Linked DNA regions of Mus musculus: region 1 is linked to region 2. Evidence: chromatin contacts called from ENCODE Hi-C data. All regions are on one chromosome and are shown on one strand. Each heading gives the region's core, a stretch centred on a gene start or an enhancer-like site at or near the end of the contact. The rest is flanking DNA. Distances are from core to core; before and after follow the strand shown.

Region 1 (5,119 bases), core at 2,398-4,897, 130 kb before region 2:
ATAAAGGAAGAGAGAGAGAGAGAGACAGAGACAGACAGAGACAGAGAAACAGAGAGAGACAGAGAGAAGGAGGGAGGGAGAGAGAAAGAGCAGATCATTAACAGTGTCCAAATACAGAAGAAATAAAATATGTGAACAGCGGATTTCTAATCCCCATCTGGGACAGATTATTCCTATAGCTCTTCAGAATTAAAGTCTTTTATTTTGAAATATTTTGGTATGTAGAAAAGGTAACTTCACTTGATTTAAGATTTACTCCACGCAGACCAAATGAAGAAGTGCTAAAAGGCCCCTCAATTCCAACAGGCTAATGTTGGAGAGATGATTTTATGCATTGTATAAAGATTGTCTCTGTAGCTCACAAATGTTGGTTTTTGAACCAGCAAAAAACTGATTACAGGCTGGACTTTGGTATTGTTAAGCATCACCTGACTCAATGTTTTGTAAACACTCCCTCTCTCACTTTCTGATTGGCTTATCAGACAGATTAATCAATGGGATAGAATCCAAGACCCAGATAAAACCCCACACACCTTCAGACACTTGATCTTTAACAAAGAAGCCAAACCCACGCAGTAGGGAAAAGGAAGCAGAGGTGAATGCATCCATACAGGATCCCAACTCACACATACGTTCACAATGCTAGTTTTGAAAAGTTCAGTCTGTTTAATAAGAGAAAGAACAGCTTTTAGGTCCCCCCCCAAATGATTAGTAAATATCTTATCTACATATGTATATGACAGAAAGAAGAAAGGAAATGAAGGGAAGGAAACCTCAAGGCTCTAAGCTCCAGTAGAGGGGAATGCCAAGGCCAGGAAGAGAGAGTGGGTGGGTTGGGGAGCAGGGGGAGGGGGAGAGGATAGGGGATTTTTGGAGGGGAAGCTAGGAAAGGGGATAACATTTTAAATGTAAATAAAGAAAATATCTAATACAGAACAAAAAGAAAATAAAAAGAAATCTCATTTTAAAGCTCACTTCATATACCAAAATTAATATAGATTATATAGCTCACATAAAGCCTAAGCCATGAATTTAAACAATACAAAAATTCTTTCTTACTTTGATGATAAAATGTCTTCTGTATGAGACCATAAGCACAATGTTCCCATAACAGGAAACACTGATACATTCATTAAACAGATCTTATCAAAATTTAAATGTCTATTCTTCAAAAGAAAAAAAAAAAGCATGCAATGAGGTAAACCTTCAGAGCCCAGATCTAGCTGTGGAGTTGTATCCAAAAACACAGAGAGAGAGTTCAAGACCTAGTAGTAAGAAAGGAAACATACACCCCAGATGCACACCATAAAGATCTGCTGACAGGGCAAAAACACATGACAATATGCTCTGCTGACTGTCATTTACCAGTACTGATCAAAGAACAGTATGCTGAAACCATTGCGTACTATTGAAGCTTTGCTATTGGAAAGGTGCAAGTTTAAAAATAATGACCATATCAAGGATCAGTGATGAAAGAGAGACATTTACATATATTACTTATAGAAATACTAAATGGCACAACTACTTTTTACAAGCTTGGAGGTGTCTTAAGTGATGATTCACATACTCAAATTGAAGTTCATCATTTTATATAACAGAGTTTCTTTGCCTTAACAAAAATGTTCACTCCTTTGATGGTTACAGAATTTTTATGTCGATTAACAACACCTAGAAAAAAAATACCAAATGGTTCATCATTCAATCAATGAGTAAATACTACAGGCTCCCTAAAGGATGTGACTCACAATAGAAAGGAGCCTCTTTTTAATAGGCTAGTGGTCTGAGGCATCTCCAAATAATTGCATGCACTGAATTGAAAGGCTGCCCTCAAACAGCAGAATTTTGTTAGTGCAAAATGTGATGTCATGCAAAATCATACATAATTACAAAAACACAATGATAATTTCCCTGGAGACTGTATCAGCTAAAGAGGCATAGGAGTTAGAGATTAAAAAACAATCTTCTGAGAAGGAAAAGTTGAAGGTAGAGAATCTGTTCATTATCATGTTTATACTGATACTTAGAGAGGAATGTTCTTGTAAAAACATGAAATTACAGCAACAGACAAGCACAATTTTACTTTAACAAAGCTGTTGAAATTAAGAAGGTATTAACAACCAACCAAGATCTGTGTTATAATTTCTAACGTTAGTCACTTCAGGCCTTACATCTTTCTTTAGAAAATTTGAAGTATTCGATGGTCTGGAACTTCAGATATACTGATATAAAGGGAAAATTTGTTAGATAAAAGTAAGGGAAGGTGAAGAAAACAAGCAATTGTGCATTTCTGACTCAGGATGTGTAGGCTGGGTCTCAGGTATCTTCAGTGCATTCCTTTCTAATGCTTGATCTTTATATTTGGATTTTTTAAAAGTGTTGATGCATTAGGAAAACCTACTTTGTTACTATTTAAGAAGAGAGTTTAGTTAGGCTAAGAGACTGCTCAGTGGATACACTCATGTGCCATAAGAGTGAAGATAGGAGCTTGATATGCCTGTGAGAGGTTCTACCAGTACCTGACCCATACAGATGCAGATACTCACAGCCAACCATAGGTCTGAGCCTGGGGACTCCACTGGAAAATGTAGGGGAAGGATGAAGGAGCTGAAGGGGATTGCAACCCTATACGAAGAACAATATCAACTGACTGGACCACCCAGAGGCCACAGGAAGTAAATCACCCACCAGAGTACACATAGAGGGATCCTTGGCCCCAGATATATATGTAGCAAAGGATGGCTTATCTGACATCAATGGGAGGGGAGGAAGGCTCAAGGCCTCAGCATAGGGGCAATAGAGGAGTGGGTAGGTGGGTGGAGGAACATCCTCATAGAGGTAAAGGGAAGCAGGGAAGGAGGGAATGGGATGGGGAGATTGTGGAGGGGTGACTGGGATGGAGGATATCATTTGAAGTATAAATGAAATAAAGTGATTTTTAAAAAGAGTGAGGATCAGAAAATATGTTATTCCCGCATTCCTAAAGTGAGATGGAGGGTAGAAAAGGAACAATCATCAGAAGCTAAAAGTCCAACTAGCCCAGCATAGAAAGTTACGAATAACAGGAGACCGTGTCCCAAGCAAGCTTGCAGGTGAGTGACAACCGTCAAATCATCTTCTGATATCTATATTCATGTAATAGAATGCGTGCATCTGTATTTACACACACACACACATACACACACTCAGAGATTTTGTAATGGAGCTTACATCTACCATATATTAGTTAAAGTGTATAAATAGACAAAGGGGGAAGGAAAATAAATAGTATCCAGGACAAACTATTCCTTTTGAATCTTACCTCAGAAATCTTGTTTACAAATGTGAAAGTCTATAGCTAAACTAAGCCATGGCTCCTCAAGCTGGCATTTGCACCTGCAAAGCTTCTTTCACAAGATGGAAAGAACATTTATGTAATCCTAAAACCTGAGTTATTTCCTCAGTTAATGGAGAGTAATGTAAACACTGCTTTAACGGGGCAAATGATTGCATTAAGCAATTCTGTGGCTTGAGTCATCTGTACCAAGAACATTAAAAATATCACAATGAAGAAGAGCATCAGAAGAAAACCTTTGGGCATCGAAGATGCAGGGAACACTGAATAAATAGGGCATCTCCACGGGGATTTATATGCTGGAAAATCTGTTCGCTGAGCTCCCATGAGAAGCATACAAGTGAAGGCTAGAACTTAGTGAAAAGTGATAAAACCAACTTCACATCTGCTATGATGATTCGTTCTATAAATGAGAACAGTTATGTAATTGCAAGGGATGAAAACTTCATAAAGAACCAATTATACTGCATTTAAATTTTTTTCTTAACCTGTTTGTATATGTGTGCATGTGTATATGAATATGTGTGTGCTGTGAAAGTGTGTGTTTGGTTTTGTGTGTGTGTGTGTGTGTATGTGTGTGTGTGTGTGTGTGTGTGTGTGTGTGAGAGAGAGAGAGAGAGAGAGAGATGGTAAGCATGTCATAGCACATGTTTAGATCAGAGAAAACCCTTTTAGAGACTGCTCTACCTTGCCACCACCTTCTATTGGGCCATTATCTCACAATTTCTGCTGCCCTGATGTATATTCCAGGCTATCTGGCCTATAAGTTCCTGGGGGACCCTCATGTCTCACCTCCCATCCTTACCATAGGAATTCTGGAAAATTCCATACATGCTTCTGCACCTGAATTTTCATGTGAGTTTTGGGAATCAAACCCCTTGATGTAAGGTTTACACAGCTAGCAATTTTGTCTCCTGAGCATTCTCCCAGAATATCTGGTACTGTTTTTGATTAATATGTTTCTGCGTGACAATTTCACAACATTTTAATCTCACTGAAATAGGTTAGGTAAGTGGGAACTTTGTCTATTGAAGACTTTAATGGTCTCTATGCTTTAACAGCATAGTAAAATACAAGTATTATCAGAACAGTGGGGAATCTGATACCTCAGAACTGCAGTCAATTACAAATCTTTCCAGGAATTGTTAAACAAATGAGAAAGATTTCAAAGAAAAACTAAAATATCAGCAAAAGTTATGATAGCTAAGTGATTTGGGATTTAAGTATGGGAGCCTGAGTAATTCTGTCCTCTTGGTTTTGATTTGTCCATTTTATTTGAGAGAGAGAGAGAGAGAGAGAGAGAGAGAGAGAGAGAGAGAGAGAGAATTGTGTGGGTTGGGAAGTAGGAAGTAGGAAGCACCTAGTACAGTGTAGCCTGAGTGTGAGCCTGATGGGGTCATACAATAAGGCCGTAGCTCTTAAGAACCGATGGAACACATCCTTCACTGCATATCTAAACATGACATACATGAAGGTAGGTAAGACCTACAATTAAGAGAGAACTGGAAATAGGTGTAGTGAAGTTGAAATACATATACCCACATACGATACACATGCATATGTGCATACATACATCGTGAGGGAAAAATACAGAATTTAATTTACAAAATTTGTTTGAAAAAAAACTGATTTTGGTGTCTATATTTAGACCTGTATTTTCTAACTCAGAGACAAATAAGCATTGCTTCATGTATTTATTTTTCTATACACAGAGAGTCATGTCAAGTGATCTTTCTATGGCTGTAACAAAAGAAAGCTATCACTATGAAGCATTGTTTCAAATGCTTT
Region 2 (5,298 bases), core at 463-2,962:
CCATCTGTCCCAAAGAGAGCTCCAGGTCAGAGAAGATTTTGAATCTTCTTTCATTGTACACTGAATGGAAATACTTCTGAAGAACTGACTGAAGCAAACAAATCAAAGAACACATTTTAAATCTGTTCATGTTTATTGAGTCATTATTTTCCAATATGCAGTTGCTCTCCAACAGGAGAGAAGAGTACTGTTCGTAACTTTAGTATTTCAGTTTAATTTATTATGACTTGATTATTAGGTAGTGGTAAACATGATTGCATTTCACTGCCTAACTACTCTACAAAGCCAGCTTTTCCCTTGAAAACAGGATAAGTATTTCACATTCCACATTTTTTCCTGGCAGTCTTTCATGAGATACTTTGTTATTATAGGTTATAATAAATAGCAACCACTAAAAATGCCAAAATGCATCTAATGTCTCTGAATCGTATGAGGAGTAAAAATCTTTCTATGATACACAAGTAAATCTCAAAAGTATCTTAATGCTGAGGGGCATGCTGAGAGAAAGATGTCACTGATTCTTCTAGTGGGTAAGACCTCAGGCTACAAAGCTACACTCTAGCCAGTTTGATGATGAAGCACTTCATTATTAATAAAACATTCATCTAAAAATTCTGCAGTTGTGTTAAATAGGAGAGTGCAGGGTACCAGGTATCCTGGATGTCTTCAGTTGCTACCATTGTTTCACATATATGGAACTATATTGGGTTAATATTTCTGACGGAGAAGTTTTCATGTGTACCTTTTTTTTCAAACGACCTTTCAAAGCAATGCAAAAGGCAAGACATAGATGTTCCTCTGGGAACTGAATCTCTGCTACATCACAGGTACACAAAAGAAAACGCACACCTGGTTTAAAAATCAGTTGATCAATTATGGAGCGTTCCTAGGGACCAGTATCTTGCATAGTACCCAATCATCACGTTTCGATTACATTTATAAGCACTTTAGCCTCTGCTTACCACGCTCACATAAATATACGAACATGCATACTTTATTGTTGAATAATTCTAAGACTTTCCAGGGAAAATACCTATTAAAAGCTATCAAAATCACTTTGAAACGCAGAAGGAAAAATATATATTATAAATAAATAAATATATAATAACGTTAATCTGTGACCAAGATACTCTCAGAACACTCCATGGATCGCATTTACTCCTGAACTGATTTTGCTGGCTTCTGCAAAGTAACAAGGTCCCGGTGGATCACCTGACACTTGCTAGTTTCCCTGTCCAGGACCCTAACAGGTCGCATCACTCTGCCATTAGACCTCAGGGCTAATTGAGCCTCCGAGGAGCCAGGCATCCAGCACTGTGCCTCCTGCATTAGGAAAGGGCTCTCAGGGACAGTTTCTGCCCAGCTGAGAGATTGCCCTCCCCAACTTCGCCTTGCCGGGGCTGGCAGGAGCCCAGCCGGTCCTACCTTCCGCCAGAAGGCGCGACGCGTGCACAAAAGATGGATCCAGGCTATCCTTCTCTGCCATCAGCTCAGGCAAGTATTTCTCTTCTCCCATAGCGCGGACTTCGGACCGTGCCCGGTCAGGCGCAATTTCCGCCCGCTCCGACGCCTTGGTCCCTGGCTCCCCCGGGAACCGTTCTTCCACCGTAGAGCGCAGCTCTAGCGCCTGGGGCTGCGCAGACCGCGCTGGTACCTGCCTCTCCCGCGCCCCAGCCAGGCTCCGGCCGTGGCCTCAGCTGGAGAGGATGCCCGTGCGGCCCAACCCCGCCGGCTTCCTATTGGAAGCGGGGTCCGAGGGCGGGGCGCACGCGGAGACTATGGACTATCATTGGGCGGGGCCGCAAGTCGAGTCGCCTGAGTGGCAGGAGGCTGCTGCGGAGGGGAGGGGTGTGCGAAGTGCAAGCGCACTCTCCTGGCCGCCTTAGCCCGCCGTGTTCTCAGGCCTGGCCAGTGCTGTGGAGTGGGTGCGGGCTGCCAGGCAGGCACGAGGATGAGAGAGCAAGAATGTGTGCCCCATGAGCACAGAGGCTGAGCACTTCACCTAGGTCTCCAAGGCACAGGTGTCTCTCCCCTGGATGATCGCAGACTCTTGGGCAAGGTTGGAAATCTGAGACAAAATGTGGGCTGTGTTTCCCATGACCTATATCTTGGGGCAGAAGGATGTCCACTAATGTACAAATGAAGAAGTGCCTGGATTCTGTAGTAGAGCAAAACGCTTCCAGTGTACCTTGCCCGTGATACAGAATTAGTTCTAGGGATCCACCCATTCTTATGGTGCAAAATTCACTCACTGTGTAAACTTAGCGGGGAGAATTGTGAATGAAAGAAGCTAGATGATGCCTAACTTCTGTCGCTCTGATGTTCTCCTATTTTAGACATCAGGGTCTCTTTCGCTGCCATGGGAATGCTGCTGAACTACTTTGTATATGCCCCACCTTTATTTAAATGAGTATTTTACCCACAAGAATCATCGCCAAGGAAGGAGGGATAAGGGAGGTACCCTTCCCTTCCAGATGGGACCCCTGAGCTGTACCTTGTCTACTTAAAATGAAATGATTCTTTCTTTAAAATTATCTTTTCCCAAACAATCCCTTGTCAATATTTCTACCACCCATTCACCTGGGACAACTTTCCCAGTATATAAAACCTGCTGGGAGTTTCCTAATTTCTCTTATTCTGTCCACAGTGTTACCTAAGTATTTATTTTAGGTGAAATTAGGATGTTATATTGATTTTTGTATGACATTTTAAAAAGTTAACATGTTTCACATCCATGAGATAACTCACTCCAGCTCAGAAAAACACTGAGCAACCCAGAGATACCAGGTTTTGCTTCTGTAGTCGGTGTAATATACCTCATAGCTATGCTAAAGCTGAGGCTAAAATTCAAATGTAAGTAGTATGAAGCTTCAGACAGCAGGGTTTACCCTACTCTCCCATATGCTAGACACTTTTAGACTGTGCATACATCCAATTAGTGTTTAAAAGTATTGAAAAGGGTCTAGAGACTGGACTTGAATAATTGCCAAATGAGATAGACATACTGTGTTGTGTTTTCTCTCACGGGGATGCTTTCTAATGAGTGATGACAAAGAGAACCAGAAACACATGACAAATGTCAGAAATAATACTAGACTACACATAATCCTAATCTGTAGAGTACTTTGTGTATTTAGTACATAATGGACATCACAAAATAAAAATAAGCTATATTGACCCTTAGAAACCAATATTCTTATTATTCACCTCCAGAGGATTAGCAACCAAAGGCAAAAACCCAAATACCCTGGAGGGGTGCCCTCATCCACATTCAAATCCATATGTTCCCAGTAGGTGACTCCAAATCACTGCGTTCTCCCCTGACTCATATATTTTGAGGCCATCAAAACTGTGCATTAAATATTTTATCTTATAAATACAAATGTAAATAAATTGATAACCTATAAATAAATTATTGTTGAATAGAATATGTGTGGTTATACATAAATAAATTATAACTATTTATATGCTTCCCTCTTCTGATGCTAGGAAGACTCAATCATACCTTAATTGATTTTCAACCTGAGTTCTAGTCCTGAAAGACAATTTAAGATTCAATTTTGCTTATTGTACCATTATTTCAAAAGTGGTTTATTAAGAAAAATGTCACAAGTCAATTAGTATCCAAATGATGCATAAGGCACATATTCTACAGAATATGTTCTGTGGTGAATGTAGAAGACACATATTTATTTCTTTTACATATCCTATGAACATCCAAGAAATTTATTCAGCTTATCTTGCCACACTAGTGGGATATACACATTATAAATTATTAAATAAGTTAAAGCATTTGTACTTCCTTCATTGTTTCAATCAACCTTTGTATAACACACGGCCACAGAACACATTCACAATAACAATCTGGACAGATAGACCAGTCATCAAGAGGACTTGTTTCCCTGTTATGAAGACTGGTTTCTCTCACCCTCATAGCAAGCTTAGTTTCCCCCAAATGCCTGTAATGTCATCTCTACAGTGGGCAAACACAAGAGGATCACCAAAGCTACCTCCCTTCTGGACTAGCTGAGAAAGGATGAGCCACATATTTAGGGTGGGGGGAGGGACATTCCTTCAAAGGAGTAAATAAAGGACAGGGTTGTCTTCTCTTCTGGCCCCTAAGTACTCACAGGTGAGTCAACTCACAGAAATGCATACAAAGAAAGAAGGAAGGAGAAAGAAAGAAAGAAAGAAAGAAAGAGAGAGAGAGAGAGAGAGAGAGAGAGAGAGAGAGAGAGAGAGAGAGAGAGGAAGGAAGGAGAGGGAGGGAGGGAGGGAGGGAAGGAAGGAAGGAAATAGAAAAGAAAGAAAGAAAGAAAGAAAGAAAGAAAGAAAGAAAGAAAGAAAGAAAGAAAGAAAGAAAGAAAGAGGGAGGGAGGGAGGGAGGGAGGGAGGGAGGGAGGAAGGAAGGAAGGAAGGAAGGAAGGAAGGAAGGAAGGAAGGAAGGAAGGAAGGAAGGAAGGAAGGAAGGAAGGGAAAAGAAAGAAGGAAACAGGAAAAGAAAGAAAGAAGCAAGCAAGGAAGGATGACAGATTAACAAAATTGGCAGAAATTAGTAATTTGTACAATAATATGGAGACAACTGTCCTCCATGTGTATAATCACTGTTTAGAATTCTAATGAGTAGATGTATTGTCTAATATAATTGAGAATTGAAATGTTAACTGATTAATGTTTTGCTGAAGAGTCTCACAGATTCTCATTAGTGAAAAGCCTCTATTTTGATGTTGAGTTTCTTTTACTTTCATTAAGTACACAAGTCATCTGTCAGTGCACATATCGAGTATATAATATACTTTAGGATTATAAAAGAGAATGGGGAAGTCTGGCAAATGTCTCACCAGGTCTAAGTACTTACTACTCAAGAATTGCTTGAACATACCCACTCCCAACACACAATAACTCTAATAAAATATAAAGAACTTTTGTATGCGAATGAAGAGTGGAGAATTGGTTACACTGAATATCAAAAGCAGTGATTATATATACTGCAAAAGATCTCTCTTTTCAAATCCTCTGCTAAGAGGAGTTAAGGAAAGGAATTGGGGTGAATATGACCAAAGTGTATTGTATTATAATCTCAATTGTGAAAATAATAGAGTAGGAAAAGAAAAGGAAAAGTCGGCCACACAAAGTGTTAAGAATCAAAATTTGCTATATGCAAATGTGTCACTGCACAAGTTAATATGCACCACTTATATCCTAAATATATGCTTGCTGGTTTTAGAAAAATTTAAAATATTCATGGCATAATTTAGGTGAAATGTGTGTAAGTTAAACATGGCAGAAGAGATACAC

The links. Hi-C counts contacts between places; a loop is a spot of excess contacts on that map.
Region 1: a map of left cerebral cortex shows a loop between it and region 2 (2.7-fold over the local background). The contact joins the enhancer-like site here to the promoter of Khdrbs2 in region 2. A Hi-C loop is called at or near these places in 2 of 37 maps with a recorded cell type or tissue (both left cerebral cortex).

The regions. Positions count from the first base shown.
Region 1 is chr1:32,300,122-32,305,240 of GRCm38, reverse strand. The region is part of intron 2 of Khdrbs2 (KH domain containing, RNA binding, signal transduction associated 2); the gene reads right to left. Among named protein-coding and RNA genes, the nearest start is that of Gm25814, 89 kb to the right of the region's middle. Within about 2 kb of position 3,647, at least 1 of the 3 ENCODE cell types and tissues checked has a DNase peak (open chromatin) inside an H3K27ac peak, as active enhancers do; it is left cerebral cortex, where a contact is called at or near this core.
Region 2 is chr1:32,169,136-32,174,433 of GRCm38, reverse strand. Khdrbs2 (KH domain containing, RNA binding, signal transduction associated 2) reads right to left here and starts at 1,712. Exons shown (of 9, transcript NM_133235.3): 1 at 1,426-1,712. The coding sequence starts at 1,516.